2 separate regions of the Homo sapiens genome follow, and region 2 is linked to region 1. Evidence: chromatin loops called from intact Hi-C (ENCODE). Cell type or tissue: B cell. All regions are shown on one strand.

Region 1 (8,000 bases):
GATGAGGGTTCCAGTGCTGTGGGCTGGACCAGCCTGGTAGGAATGAGAATTCATATTCTAGGAGCTGGGGCCCCAGAGAAGCAGCTGCTGTGGAAACCCCATGAGGCAGAGTGAGGGAGAGACGCTGGTCTCCCCTTCTTCCTGCCCTGCACTGTCTCCCATGGGTCACACTCAGCTGCAGCCAGTTGCCTGGGGAGGCCCCTGCCATGCTGGTATTGGCAAAGCAGGCCCAGGGCCTGGGAAGGACGGGGGCTCCAGCACGCAGGTGGCTATGCTGTCCAGCTACTGGGCGGACACTGCCCATTGCTGACATTTTTGATGAGTTCTGAGAGAAAGCACTGGGCACACTTGACTGATGGCGGGTGCTTCACACACACAGGATGCTTCACAGTCTACAGCAAAGGACAGAACGTTGGTTGCTCGAGAGCCCGTCTTAAGTCTCCTATGAGCTTCAAGCCAACACAGCAGAGGGCAAACTCCAGGCTACCCGATCCCTCAGCAAAGATGTAGATGGACACGGCGTTCTGGCCCCACGCATCTGAAGTTTGTCTTAAGATATAAGCCGTTTCCTAAAGATGCTTCCACTGCAGTGGCACAGGATATTGCAGCATTTCTAATGCCCATTCTGAGCAGGAACACAGGGCACGTGGGCCTAAACCACCTCCCTCCCAGGGGAGCCAGTGTGAACCAGGGCTTGCAGTAAGGACAGTCGCCAACTGTCTGGCTCTATGGAAGAGGCGGGAAGGCCCACTCGGCAACTGCTCTCTTGGAGTGTGTGTCCCTGGGGACAGGATGGAGGGGAGGGGACGCTCAGGGTGACACTCCAGCTAAAGCCGAGAGAAGCCAAGTGCAGGATGAGCAAGTTCCAGGCAGTGGGAACAGCTGGTGCAAGCTCTGAGGTGGCCACAGGCTGGCACTTGGAAAGGAGGGCAGATGCACTGGTGCAGCAGGAGTGGGGACGGTGGGAAAACAGGAGCCTGGAGGGAGAGGGAGGAGACAGTCCGCAGTGCCTGCTGGCTGGGAGGGATGCAGATTCTGCCCAAGGGCAGCAAAGTACCCCATGCAATACACAGGCTCTTCATGCTGGTGCTGGTTTTTCATTTTTTCTGACACAGTCTCTCTCTGTTGCCCAGGCTGGAGTGCAGTGGCCCGATCTTGGCTAACCGCAGCCTCCGCCTCCTGGGTTCAAGCGATTCTCCTGCCTCAGCCTCCCAAGTAGCTGGGACTATAGGCGTGCACCACCACGCCCAGCTAATTTTTTAAATTTTTAGTAGAGATGGGTTTTTGCCATGTTGGCTAGGCTGGTCTTGAACTCCTGACCTTAGGTGATCCGTCCACCTCAGCCTCCCAATGTCCTGGGATTACAGGTGTGAACCAGTGCACCCAGCCTTGTGCTGGGTTTTAAAGCAGCTCTCCCTACATTTCATGCTTCACCACCTACGAGAGTGAGGCTCAGGGTGAAACTCAGAGCAGGGTGCGAGATAACTTCAGGTATCTCCATGCTCGAAGCCCTGACCTACTGTATTGCCCCGAAAGTCTTCCCTGCTGTGGCTGCATCTTTTCCAAGTGGATCATCTTGGTTCACCTCTAGCACAGGAATTCTTCACTGGGGCTCCTAGGATGGGCTGGGTGGGTGGGGGTGGAGGATGTCTGCCTCCCCTGAGTTTGTATGGAAAATGTATTCTTCTGGTGCACTTCTTTCTGGGAGGGAGTCTATTGCTTTGTCTTTTCTGAAGGGCTCATGGCCCTTCGAAGGTGAAGACCCAGGATGCAGGGTGATCTGCACTTGGCCCTCAAGGCCAAGGTCACGCTGTGGCTGGGCCGGGTGGTGATCCTGGCTGTCACCTGCATGCAGATGCACTTGAGTCCAAACCCCACCCTGGGCAAAGCAAGGGCCCATTTAGGTCTAGAGGAGACAGGAGTGGGCAGGACAGGCCTCAGGAATGCAAAAAAGAAAGTCTCTGAGCATCCACCAAATGCTAGAAGCTGTTTTGCACCTGTCATCTCTGTTTTTGCTGAGGATAGTTTAAAAAACATTCCCTAGATTTCCCCCCTCATGCAGATTTTTGTATATTCTGATGTCTTTGTCTAAGTCTTAGATAGAAAACAAAAGCGCAGGAGCTGTCGGAGGTGCTGACACCTACCTGCAGTGCTGACTCAATGGTTTTGTTCTTTGAACAGGGGTGTTTTTAAAGAACCTGTGGTTCTTCTCTCAGGTCTTCCGGAGAGATTCAGGAGGCAGGGTCATGAGTCCCAGGGACTCTGGAATTCTTACCTTCTGCAAAATATCCCGCAGCAGCTCAGAATCTGATGAGTCTCTTAATTTTGCTTCTAAGCTCCGTGTGGACGGGAGAGAGAGAAATCTCAAGGGCGCATTCACAGGAACATTAAAACACGCAATAGAATGTGTTGGCAAAGCGCTATGTGATCCCTCCCTGGGGACGCGGAGCCAGTTGGAAGTGGAAGCCACAGCGGCTGAAAGCCTGACCTTCAGATGTCGCAGGGTGCACCTGGATGAGTCACAGGAAGAAGGCTGACTCTTGGCCGCATTAGTCCTGGCTACTTAGCGGCCACCCGGGTCATGGGCCAGCTCCCTGGTTGCACTGGTCAGCCAGGAATTACCAGGGCAGCCATGGCACCAAGGTTTGATGGGCTTGCCATCTGAGTTTAAGTGGAAATGCAGAATGTGCCCATACCAGCCTGGGTTACATTGTCCTCTTACAGTGGCAAGTCCAGCAGCAAGCTTTGGCTCCCGAGTTAGGCAGACTGTCTCGGCTGGTATGTGACACACAGCAAGGCACTTCATTGCTTCAGAGCTCCTTCCATGCCATAAAAGGCCCTACAAGACCTGGTCCTAATCCCTCTCTCTGGCCTGTTCTCCCTCACCCCTGGCCCACACTGCTCACTCCACTCCAGCCACACTGGCTGCATTGCTGTTGTTCCTCAACCACAGCTGGCTTGTTTCCACCACAGGGCCTTTGCATATCCTGTTCCCCAAACCCTTCCCATGGCTGGCTGCTTCACCACTCAGGCCCCAGTTCAAATGCCACGTCTTTGGGGAAGGCTTCCCTGATTCCCCGACTTTAGTGACTCTTCTTCCCAGTTGGTCCATTCACCATTCCCCTGTTTTCTTGGCTTTAAAGCCACTCTCATCTGGTCTTTTCTTGTTTATTCATTTATTTGTTTATTCTCTAGCTCTCCCATGCAAGCAGAGCCTCATCTATCATGGGTACTGCTGATCCATGGTGCTTGGCTCACGGAAGGCATTTATTAAACATTTTGAGACTGAATAAAAACACTAGCTAACACCGACATGCATTTGCCATGAGCCAGGCACTGATCCACAGGCTTTTGTACTCAACGCTGACAACAACCCTAAGAGGTAGGTATCATTATATCAACCATTTTATTAATAAGAAAACAACAGCACAGAGAGATGCAGTCACTTGCCCAAGGTCACACAGGGCCAGGGGTTGGGCCAGGATTTGAAGCAGGCAGGCTGTCTCCTGGGTCTGAACTCTCAACTACTACACCCTAATCAAACAATCCCTCTGGTCAAATGTGAGTGATAATAATAGTACCCACCTCGTGGGTGTTGATGGTGAGCCCAAGTTAGCATTCAGCGTGGGCATGTGAACAATTATAGTCAATACTGAATGGAGACCTATGATGCTTTTATGAAGGTTTCTATTTTGGGTTAAAAATGCACAAATTTCTCCTGACCAGAAATGATCTCTGAGTGCTAAATATTTCATGTCAATGGAATAACGCAAATGATTAAGCAACACCCCATAAAATGGGGCAGACCCAGGGAGGAATATATATCCAAACTGACTCATCCCAGTGAGCTCACCGCACATGAATTACAAATGGAGCAGGGTGCATTAAGCCCCTCTGCTGGCAGAAGGGAGGCTGCTGCCTGCCATGCGCCTGTGCTGAGAATGGCAGGTCCCCAGGGAGAGGAGAGGCCACCCCCTTCTCTGTCTCTTCCATCACAGGAGTGAAAGCCTCAGCGCATGAGCTGATTCTGTGCAGTGCTCGACATACAGATGAGAACACTGAGGCCCGAGGGACAGCCTTTGACCTGGTCACCGTGCTCAGGAGGAGGTGGTTACCCGCGGGCCTGAGGGTGCTGACTTTTTAGAATGGGCGAGGGCAGCTGTGTCCCAGTGACCAGAACGATTACTGCCTTTAAAAAGTCATGAAAATGATCGTGAACTGTACCCCACACCGAGCGCGCGTCTGCCCCCCAAGACTGTGGAGACGCCCCCAGCTTCCGCCGCCAGCTCGCGGGGCAGGAGGGGTGAGAGCGACTCTGGCCAGGCCCCAGGGACGGGGACCGGGTCTCGTGGCCCTGACCGGGGAGAGCCCAGGAACTCACGTGGCAGGAGCGCCGGGGGTTTCAGCAGGGAGACCCATCCCGTCTGCCCCTGGACTTCCGCAAGCCCCGCAGGCCTCTCCGCTCGCCCCGCCGCCCACCTGCCAGGGGAAGGAGCGCAGTGTGCGCGCCGCTAGGAAGCGGCGCTCGAAACTCTGCAGCAAGAGTTTGGTACCCGCGTTCTCCTCAGGCGCCATGACGTGGGCGGGGCCGCAGCGTTGCCAGGAGACCGGGCGGAAGCCGGGCCTGGACTGAAAAGGGGGCGGGCCCAGGGTAGTGCGCGGAGGCAGAGAGGTGGCGGGGCCTAGGGGTAGGGTCAGGAGGAGCGTCCTGGGGGCGGGCGCTAGGGCGGGGCCAAGATGAGCTTAGGAGGGTGGGGCCTGGGGTGGGGCCAGGATGAGCGTCATGAGAGCGAGGCCTGGGGTAGGGCCAGAATTAACGTCGTTGGGGCAGGTCCTGGGTAGATTCCAGGTTGGCGGGTCCTGGGGCGGGGCCAGGATAGGGCGATCCTGGAAGCTGGGCTTCGGAAGCGTCCAGGTTGGTGGCGTCCTGGAGGCGGTGCCTTGCGTGAGGGCAGGATAAGAGTCCTGGAGGCGGGCATTAGGGCGGGGATAAACGCCATTGGGTTCAGGAGGCGGGACTCGGAGCAGAGCCCAGGAGACAGGTCCTAGGGCGGGGCTAAGGCCAGACCCAGAGAAGGGCTCAGGAGGCGGGGCCGGGGCGGGGCGTTGACTATGTCTTAGCACATGGCCAGGCGGTGCGCGGACTCTGGGAGGCGGAGCTTAGGACGGGCCCACGTGGGGAGGGGCCCAGGGTCCGGGAGGCGGGGCGGAGTCCAGGCTGCGGGCTGCGCTCAGGAGGCGGGCCCTGGGAGGCGGAGCTTAGGGAGGGGCCGGTGTCGGGAGGGACCCAGGGACTGGGAGGCCGGTCGGGGCTGGGCTCAGGGGCCCAGACCTAGCTGGGCTTGGGGCGGGGCCGAGACGGAGCGAGGGGTCCAGGGTGTGGGAAACGGGGAGGGGTTTGAGGAGGGGATCGGAATGTGGCTCAAGTTCGGGAGGCGTTACCTGCGGAGGGTTTGAGGCAGGTCCAGGAGCGAGCCCACGGTCTGCCGACGCGGGGCCAGGGGCGGGCCCCAGGATCCGGAGCTTCGGGCGGGGCCGAGTCCGGGTTTGGGGCCCGGGAGGCGGGGCCAGTTAGAGCGAGGGTCCCTGGGATCGTCAGGTCAGGCCTTGGGCTAACGTAGGCACTCGCAGTTCCTCCGCCTTCAGGAAGGTCTTTTTAGCAGGGGCCTTACGGGTGCGCGCTTCGGTCCTGGAGGCCTTATCCTAGCCTCCTCTCTCCATCAGCGCCACCCGTCTGGGGCCCAAAAGGAGGGAGCTTTACCTCTGTCCCCCAGCCTTTGGAGTGTCACCAAACAAGCCATTCGTTCACCAAATACTTATTAAGTGCCTGACAACGGAGATGTAACGGTGAGAAAAACTCGGTGTTGTCCAGGCCCTCCAGGGGCTCAGGGGCTCGTGGAAGAAGTGGACATTGAAGTATTTATCACACAAATGAGTGTAAAAGTACAATAGCATATCTGCCACGAAGGTGAGCAGACAGAGCTAGCGGGGCTTGCAGGAGGAGTTTTGATCTTGCGGGGACAGGAAGGAGGAGTTAGCTCCTGCGGGGTGGGATTGGGGGTTGTGGTGATATAGACGTGGGGACAGAGTGGAAAACAACAAAAATATAATTATTTTAGTTCAAAGTTATTGTGTCTTGAGTTGAAAGGCAGGGCAGTTAGCAACACAGTTCAGATTTCAGTACTGTCCCTGAAATCTGAACTGTGTTCAAAGTCTAAAACGTTTACCTTAGCAAATTCCTCATAAAACTCCATTTGGAAGAGTCCCGAGAGCTAATTTGTTAAGTATACTTGCAGAAGGTAGATGAGGAGACAGATTAAATCTTATTACCTCTTTCAGATGAGAGGCACTTGAGCCCTGCTCAGCTATGAGAATAAGAGGGGGAATTAATTCTAATTGAATACACTTGTTCTCTTATAGCTGTTGTTCCCCACCAGAACCAAATGAGCGCAAGATCTGACAAAGAAAAAAAAAGGTTCATCTTTTATTCCCCCATACCCTTTCATTTAAATCAAGAGGATGAGATGTGGTTATTGCTGTGTTTTTAGGCAGAATCAACGGTTTCTGGGTCTGAGATGTTGCATACACCCTCTCAGTCCCTGTAGCCTGAGATGGAGTCACGTGAGAATCCACAGCAAGTCCTAACCAGGGATGGGTCTGGGTGATTAAGGAAGGTTGGCTTCAGAACTGGGCCAGGGGCACTGCTTTGCTTTTGCTGTTTTGATCAGCTCTCTGCCTGCAGGAGACAAGGAAAATCAATGGGAACAGGTTAGTTATACTCAGAAATCCTGGGCTTATTTTATTAACTCACATAATAGCTATTAATTGTCTTTCCTCCAAGGAGCAAAAGGGCATATACGGTCAATGCCATAGTAAATAACACTGTATTATGTTATACTAAAATATTAATCTAGGTTGGTTCAGTCTTTCCTGATTCCATAGATTGGAAACGGATTGAAGAAGGACGCTAGTGGACCACAGAGCTGAGCCATGCACACAGAAGAAATCTTTTTTTCTTTTTTTTTTGGAGATGGAGTTTTGCTCTCTTGTTGCCCAGGCTGGAGTGCAATGGCGCGATCTCGGCTCACTGCAACCTCCACCTCCCAGGTTCAAGCGATTCTCCTGCCTCAGCCTCCTGAGTAGCTGGGATTACAGGCGAGAGCCACTATGCCGGGCCATTTTTGTATTTTTAGTAGAGACGGGGTTTGAACACGTTGGCCAGGCTGGTCTCAAATTCCTGACCTCAGGTGATTCACCCACCTCTGCCTCCCAAATTGCTGGGATTACAGGCGTGAGCCACCACGCCTGGCCAGAAGAAATCTTTATCTTGGTGTGCAGTCTCTGGTGAGGGACAAATGTCATCTCTCTTGGATCTGAATCTGGAAGGATCAAGGCACTGAAGGGATTTTTTTGTTTCAGGCAGTCTCCCTCTGTTGCCAGGCTGGAGTGCAGTGGCCCAATCTCGGCTCACTGCAACCTCTGCCTCCCGGGCTCAAGCAATTCTCCTGCGTCAGCCTCTCGAGTAGCTGGGAGTACAGGCACGCGTCACCACGCCCAGCTAATTTTTGTATTTTTAGTAGAGACTGGGTTTTACCATGTTGGCCAGGATGGTCTCAATCTCTTGACATCATGATCCACCTGCCTTGGCCTCCCAAAGGGCTGGGATTACAGGAGTGAGCCACCATGCCTGGCCTCACTGAAGGGATTTTTTTAATGTCACGTGGCTCTCACAGGTGCGGTGTGTTCAGTTGCAAGTAAAGATTACGAATGATGCTTAAAAACAAACGTAAAATTCCAGGTGATGTTGCTATGGGGAGCAGCATTAGGACAATCTGAGTGGTTTCAGTTGCAAGAGTGTGCGTGTACGTGCAAGAACTACAGTCAAGATTCAACTTCTGGCTTTGAGGGTCTCTTTAATAACAGTAATAGCAACCTAAGTCAGTTTAACAGTATGGAATGGTTGCCTTTTAGAAGTTAAGCTATGGGCATGGAAGTTCAAT
Region 2 (8,000 bases), 420 kb before region 1:
TCACCATAGTGCATTTGCAATATTGCCTACTTAGCTGCCTTTCTTCAACTCTCAGCCTGCCATTTTGCTAAATGCTGGGTATGTAATGATGAACAAACAGTGTCTGCTTTCAGGAGGTTTATGGCTGAGTGGGGAAAAGTGGTAGAGAGAGAAAAACCAGTAACCAAACAATATAAATTGTGTAAAGTGCTACAAAGAAAAAGAACAGAATATTATGAGAAAAGGAATAGTGTAAGGGAGGAAAATCTATTTTAGTCTGGGAGGTCACAGAAAGCTTCTTTTAACAAGAACACATTTGAACTGAGTCCTCAAAGATAGAAAAGGAGATTGCTACTTTAATCAGGCCATAAATGAGGAAAAGCACTATTACAGTAGGTTTCACATGCCAAGAAAATAGAGAATTTGGAATTTTATCATAATTGAGATGAAAACAGAGTTAAAGAAAGTAGCAATTCAAAAAGAGAAAAATAAAAAGGATTTATCTATTCACTGCTTCTTAGAATTGACTTGGTTGAAAGGTTTTGATCATCTTACCAAAAAGGCTTACGGAAGGAACAGAAGGATGCTGAGAGGAAAAGGTCAGTAAACAGGGAGGAGGGCACCTGCCAGTAACCTAATGGAGTATATGGAGAGTTGTATTTACAAGGCTTACATAACCAATGAGTCAGCAAAAAGTCAGGTGTCAATGGATCTCTTCTGTGGCCACTCTAAGCAGCTAGGAAACTTGGCTCTCCGAGATAGGAATATACCTTCCAGTAACACCTGCCTAAGTTAGGATGAGGAAAAGTAAACTTTAATGTTTAGAAAAAAAACATAAGAAATAAGATCCAACTTAAAGCAAGGTGATTCTGGTAGGATTTTGCAAATCTAATGCAACTCATTTCTCTAATTTGTAATAAAACACTTATTAAAGAATCCAGAAGCAAGACTCCAAAATCTGCTAAAAGTAAAACATACATTTTAAAGAGAAAAACAACATCCTTATCTTTTTTGAGGTCCATAAATATTGGAGGGCTACTCTCTACAACTATTTTTTCTCTAATAACGGCTAATATGTATAAACAGTAACAGAAAAAGGCTTCATATCAATAGAATTGAGTCTGGCAAAGAAAATATACAAAAGAGAACATAAAAGAGATTCAGTCATAGTAGAGGCAAAGAGATACAGCATTCACAACCACTTGATATCAAACAGCAATGACAATGAACCCAAGACAAATACCCACCAACGCACAGCTATGAAAATAGCAGACTCCTTATCCTGCCTTCCTCCACCTCCATACTTATGTTCTCAGCCTATTACTGTTCCAGTGGCAACAACTCTATAACAGGAGGAAGGCTTTATTTTTCCTTCTCCCGCTTCAGACTATAGAAAAAGCAGGGAAAAAAAAGCATAATTATGACTATTCAAAGAAAAGAAAAGAGGTTTGTTAGTCTGCATTCTTTGCTCTGGAAATTTCTGGCTTCTGTCTGTTGAGAGACACATGAGAAAACTTGGATTATCTCTGAAGGTCACAACTGAATGACCACAAGTTATGTTTCTCCTTCTGGTTCCCTTGGTCATCCTTTTCCATCAAACATGATTTTGCAAAATGTTTTAGTTATTGCTAAGAAGCAATTCCATACAGCTGATATAGAAAAGTCAAAAAATAAGAAAAAAATCACAACACATTTATCTTACCAAAACCCCCTGTCAGGCAGTCTGCTGATTTTGCTTGCCACAAAGCTCATCCTTCATTTGTGCACTGCCAGAGAAAGCTTGGATGGTAAAAAAAAAAAAATCACAACCTCTCTTGGCTATAAGCTCTTTCCATTTGTTCCAGCTTCCAAACTGCAGAGGAGCTGTGGCATAGTCTGTCACTGCTGCACATACTTGGTTTCCGAGAATAACGCTGCAAATGAGGACAGCTACCACTGGGAATGCTTTCCCCCACCAAAGAGCCGCAGTGAAGCTTCTAGTGGATCCCTGGGCTTCTCACCTTCACAGTCTCAGAGAAGTGACTTTCACAAAACAGGCAGGTACAGCCGCACCACATTAATACCCTCGCATAGCCAATCCTCCGCAGTGCCCACCTCAGCCTATGTATAGTTTCAATTCTATCTCCTGTAGCAACTCTTAGAGCTTTCTATATCTGGGAGCCTAGGAGAACTCTGTGCTGAATAAACAGAAAGCTTCTGCCAAACAAGCATCCGTGTGTGTGCGCGCGCACGCAGTTTGCTAGAGCAGCTAATGCAAATGAATAGTTTGACTCTGAGAATGGAGATCACAGACAGTATCTGCCTCTCTTCTCCAGCTGTGAGCATCTTTTATAAAAGACAAAAGCACCACACTGGTTGGATTTAAAGCTACAGGGTATTAATTCAACATTCACATTTGTCTTCTCATTTAAATCAGATAAGGTTGAAAGAATCGCTTAAAGAAGATTAAAAACATTCTAAATAAAATAACACTGTTTAGGTAGCTTGGTTCAATAAATACAAAGAAAAAGCAATCTACCTATGTTTCAATAAAGGCCCAGAAGACTGCCAGAACAGATTTCCATGCTTTTGTAATGTTTCTTCTCTTATTTTTCATTTTAGGTTGGCAAAATCATTTAAAATGAAAATAGAACATGAGTGAGAGAACAACTAGAAAAAGAAAACTGAGCACGACACTCTAAAATCGTATTCACTATGGACAGAGAGAAAAACACTCTGAAATCTAAGCAAGAGATTAAAACATCACAATCATAAGCCCAGGCTCAGCCCCTGTATCATCACACACACTATTTACTGAACACCCAAGACACTACGTGACAGAACTGAATATCTTATTAAGACTGTTTCTGACTTGAAAAAGTCACTTTGGGATTTAGGCAAGTTATCAGATCTGAACCTTATTCCTTTATTTGTAAAAGCAGTTGTGGGGAACACACATAGGAGGAATTTAAATGATTACAAAATATAGTGTGGCATGTATAAAGTATATCTACTAATATTTCTCTGAGGTTAACATGCAGAAAGGAATCAGACATGAAGACAATTTAATACAGTAAAGCCTATGAGCCTGGGGGTGTGATATGAGCCTTTCTATGAGCCTGGAGGTGTGATAATTTCTTTACTTCTAGTTAAGTATGGGTCTGGAAGCTCAGGCCAGCACAGTACTAACAGGTCAAAGAAGGTCTATCAGTATTCACCAGCTGCGTTTAACATCTTTCACTTAAACCATACAAAGCCCTCTGAACGGAATCCAAAGCACCTTGAATGAATATAAAGAAAATGCTGGGTTGAAACCATGGCTCCAGAAATTCCTTTTCCATCTCTAGAGACACAGAACTCTGACCCTGACTTTCCACAACAAATTAATAAAGAATTTGATTTAATAGAAGTTTTGTTTTCACTTAAAAATTAGGTGGTAAGGTTTCAACTGAGTAAATACGTTTCTACAAAAACAACAAAAACCCTAATCCTGTACCACTAGCATCAACACTAGCTGCTGTTTGCTTAATTCTGTTTACTAGCATTTTCAGTATCTTCTAAGACAATCATCCTTATTGTAGAAAACCACAAATGAGCAGAAAAGAAAGCAAAAACTATCTGTAATCTCACCACTTAGAAGACCAAACAAACCGCTATTACCACTGTGATTTCCATCCCTTCAGTTTTAAAAAAATATATGTACAAGTATTTTGTTATTTCAAATCAGTTGTGATTTCAATTTGAAGGACTCTATAAGAGAATCCATATTTTTTGCCTTCCTTCTCTCAAAAATCACTTATTGTAACTGTATTCCCATAGTAATATATCTGATGTGGGCTTTTAAATATACCGAGCTACTAGATTGTGTGCAGTCTAAAATAAAATCTAGTAAGTTATTATTTTCTTCACAATTATACAGCTGAATGTTGGGGACTGCATATTCTTCCCTGGGTAGGTACAGTATTTAATCTTTTGTAAGATTAATGTTTGTTACAATTGTATAATTTTAAGTACAATTGTTGGCACTCACTGATATTTCCAGTGCTGCTTCTCTTTCTGAACACACATGGAAGACTACATTTCCCAGTTCCCTTTGCAAGGCCATGTGACTAGTTCTGACCAATGGGTTGTGAAAAAAAGGAAGTGAGTGTGTAACCTAAGTCAAAGCATTTAATTGCTAATGTGAAGCTCTTTTATCCTCTCTTACCCTACCACTGAGATCACTGAAGCATATGTTGAGACATGGTGCCATGGATCAAATCTGCTTTGATTGGATAAACCACTAAATGGAGGACAGCTGCCCTGGAGAGTTGTCTGGGCCTAAAGCAGACTTTGTGTCTGCTTTTAAATCATTATATAAAAGTAATGATTTTATCTTTTTGAAAAAAATTACCTTTTCACATTTTTAGAGGTTCCGCCAAGATGGCAATGAATTTATCTGACAGAACCAAGTAAACTGAGTTACTAGATAAATGTACCTCCTCATTGACTGTTTTAGCCTGGGTACATCTCTTCTTAGCTCCCAAAGGAAATCCTAAGTGGCAGTAGGACTTTAGTTTTGCTGATTTCCTTGTTCTCATTTGTTTCTTCTCTTGCTGACTTTTTGTTTCTGGTTTATGCATGGTCAGTAAGTTACTCCTCACTGATGGCAGCACTAATTGATAATTTGGTTTTATGGTTTGACCATTTGAGGTCTCTACAGAAGAGTGATAGATATCTATTCTCTGTTGAATGAGATATCAAAACATTATCCAGCTTGTCAGACTTTTCTGTCCATTTGTCTATGTCGAGTGTAATTCAATTAAGAATTCTGGCTCTGCGTGGTGGCTCATACTTATAATCCCAGCACTTTAGGAAGGCTGAGGTGGGCAGATCACTTGAAGCCAGGAGATTGAGACCAGCCTGGGCAATGAAAGGGAACAGCTCTTTGAGATCTGGACCAGTGAGGTTTTGTGATTCTGTGTTTACTTTTGACCCGTGGCTAAAAAGTTGTAGAACTAAAGCCATAGGTCTTTATGTGTCCTGTAATTCAGAAACACCACAACAGCCAGGCGTGGTGGCTCATGCCTGTAATCCCAACATTTTGGGAGGCTGAGGTGGGAGGATCACTTAAGGCCAGGAGTTTGAGACCAGCCTGGGCAACATAACAAGACCCTGTCTCTACAAAAATGATAAATAAAATTAGCCGGGCATGGTGGTACATGCCTGTAGTCCCAGCTACTTGGAAGGCTGAGGTAAAGGGATCATTTGAGCCTAGGAGTTTGAGCTGCAGTGAGCTATGATTTCAGCCTGGGTTTGAGTGAGACTCTATCTTTAAAAAACAAAACAGAAAGACCATGGCCTCTTGTTTGTAAGTATAAAACATTTTCCTACCTTTAGAGAGTATTAATAAATTAGATTATAATGTCTCCTAAATTAAAGGACCTCGGATCTCATTCGTTTTACAGAGCTAAATAAGCACATATATATATGTCAAACATCCCTACAAATCTAAGAAAAGAAAAAAGTGAACATCTGACACTTTAAATATGCTAGACAAAGAACAAAAGATTCTTCTTACAGATTCTATCAGTTTGGAAACATTTTAAGAATCCAAATTCACATACTTAAGGTAAATATTTGGCAAACTGAGGCTAGTATCAGAGTTAACTATAATACTATATACAGTTTATTTCACTTGGGGTTTGTTTTTTCATGTAGAAAAAATTTAATCTGAACTTTGTAAACTTACTTATACAGGTTTAGTGATAAAATTAATATTACTCTTCTTTTGTAATGTTTAGTATTTTAAAAACGAAAGTTTGTGTTAATCTAAATTGAATCACAATGCTGACAAGCTTTTTATATCAATAGCAATTATGTGTCAGCTTAAATATCTCCAGGATCTTATGGTAATTTAAAAATCACAGACTAATGTTAAATGGAGCTAATTAATAGTAATTTTTGGATGCCCAGATGAATTTCTAATTAGAAGAGTAAAACATTGTTTAAACATAGTTTTAAGCTTACATACTTTTGCTTGTTTTGTATATGCTATTAGAGTGGTTATATCTTTGAGTAATGTTAACAAATGGCTTCATTTTTGCCTTGTTAAGAAGGTGTTAAAGAGATGTGTGTGACTATAGAAAGTCTGCTATGTGTATTTGTGAGCTTTACTAGTCTGCTAAGATGCTTGTGTATGACGTAGTTCTTATTATCCATTCTCTCTACCCAGTTTTCTCTCTGAAACAGAAGTCATAATTGATACAGGTGGTTATAACTACACTAGGAACAATAGTAACAGAGAAATATAAGGTGTAAGTCTTTTTGTTTTTAAAGGAAAAGGAGCATTTTTTTGTCCCAAACTAAAGTAACAGTTTGTTAAAGAATGTAAAAGACAAATCATTTATTTATTTATTTATTTATTTAAGATGGGGTCTTGCTCTGTTGCCCAGGCTGGAGTGCAGAGGTACCATCTCGGCTGACTGCAATGTCCATCTCCCGGGCTCAAGTGATCCTCCTACCTCAGCCTCTCAAGTAACTGGGACTGCAGGTGCACACCACCATGCCCAGCTAATTTTTGTATTTTTTTGTGGAGATGGGGTTTCAGCATGTTTCCCAGGCTAGAAAGACAAATCTTAAAAAGTGAATTTGATTTGCCTTGTAAAATATACTACTGGGATGTGAAAAGAAGCCATGAAACATGTTAAAATTTTGGCAACATTTAATCAGCTTTGATGGGTTTGCGTCTTTGGTTTACTGATTAATGCCTTCATCTATAATATGAAAGATGATTCTTATTTGTGTATAATTTTCTTAGAGAGCACAATAATTCTCTGGCTTTATGTTGGATTATGTTCTAGATGATTAAATACAAAACAAACCAAACCGGAAAGAACAAAGGTTCTTTACTTGTGAAAGAGCTTAGGTTCTTTACAATTGTAGTACCTTATCTTTTATTCTCATTTTGATTAAATAATCAAGTATTGTTTCTTATCCATGATACTATCTTAATCAGGGGCCCAAATGTCCTTTGTTAACTCTTTTGATCTTGCCTTCCCCAAGATTGAATTTTTTTTTTTTTTTTTTTTTGAGACAGGGTCTCTCTGTGTCATCTAGGCTGGAGTGCAGTGCCTCAACCTTCCGGGCTCAAGTGATCCTCCCACCTCAGTCTCCCAAAGTGCTGGGATTATAGGCATGAAACACTGTGCCCATCCCATGTTATCTTATTGTTCTATTTTTTGTGGCTATATGAGGAAGCCCTTTCACTTTCTCCTTAAACTACTTCTAACCCACATTTTAGTAGATTGATTCTGCCTCTGTGATCTGAATAAAACATTAAGTAGTATCTGATTTTCATGGAATACTGAGCATTCAGAAACATACTGAGTTTTCCTTAACTTATGGCAATACTGTTATTTGCATAGGATCAATACCAATCTCATCTCCTTTTTATCAAGATATAATTGGATTTTGTAACTGTATATACTGGAATCTCATAAATGAGAACATCACATTTGAGAATAATTCTCATTGACAAACTACTTTAAGAAACAATAGTTGACTTGATATAGGGAGCCAATGCCTAAAAGAAAGTACTCCCAGGAACACTGGCCTGATTCCTGAGGTGGTAAGGAAAGTCACTTCCTGGCAAGCCTTAGAAAATACTGGGGACTTGAAGATGAGATTAATTCACCCAAATTTATAGGTACCACAGGTGAAATCTGGTGAGAGAGTTTCTCAGGTGTATTTTCCTAACCTTAGTATAGTAAATAATAAAGAGTGTTTAAAAGTCCAATCTGAATCCTTACGAAAACGTCCACACAGAAGTTAACTGTGTTGTCTTAGTAATTGCTCAAAACTGTATGGCTCTGGATTTGCAAAGATAGTTCAAGGATGCCCCTGTATGACTAACTAGCACTGTGGCTACACCTATGTGAATAATCAGGCCAAACCTAATGAGACTGTCAGAAACGTTTACACCTGAGTAACTTCAGCGTGCCTATGGGCTAGGTAAAGTCAGGTTAAGACCTGCTAGGCTGCATTCCCAGCAACTTCAGGTA

What was found. A loop is a pair of places that touch in the nucleus more often than their neighbours do. Peaks named below come from ENCODE experiments on the same cell type or tissue, not always from the same donor. Only the 100,000 strongest peaks of a DNase experiment are listed, where the experiment ranks them.
Region 2: a loop joins it to region 1, with 11 times the contacts of the local background. A loop is called at or near these places in 1 of 110 quality-filtered maps.

What each region holds. Positions count from the first base shown.
Region 1 is chr3:130,106,898-130,114,897 of GRCh38, forward strand. It overlaps LINC02021 (long intergenic non-protein coding RNA 2021), which reads left to right and starts at 4,810. Exons shown (of 3, transcript NR_146653.1): 1 at 4,810-4,915; 2 at 5,725-5,847. It overlaps LOC124909432 (a long non-coding RNA gene), which reads right to left. Exons shown (of 3, transcript XR_007096083.1): 3 at 6,463-6,736. It also overlaps the pseudogene FAM86HP. RefSeq lists enhancers at 3,881-4,070, 4,171-4,220 and silencers at 5,221-5,270, 5,341-5,510. In B cell, no CTCF peak of the experiment used is centred here; DNase peaks (open chromatin) are centred at 4,034, 4,714, 5,164 and 5,684; H3K4me3 peaks cover 2,234 bases; H3K27ac peaks cover 2,153 bases.
Region 2 is chr3:129,686,496-129,694,495 of GRCh38, forward strand. The region is part of intron 4 of TMCC1 (transmembrane and coiled-coil domain family 1); the gene reads right to left. Among named protein-coding and RNA genes, the nearest start is that of PLXND1, 84 kb to the left of the region's middle. RefSeq lists a cis regulatory region at 3,807-4,327 and enhancers at 3,891-4,185, 4,488-5,105. In B cell, no CTCF peak of the experiment used is centred here; a DNase peak (open chromatin) is centred at 4,066; H3K27ac peaks cover 858 bases.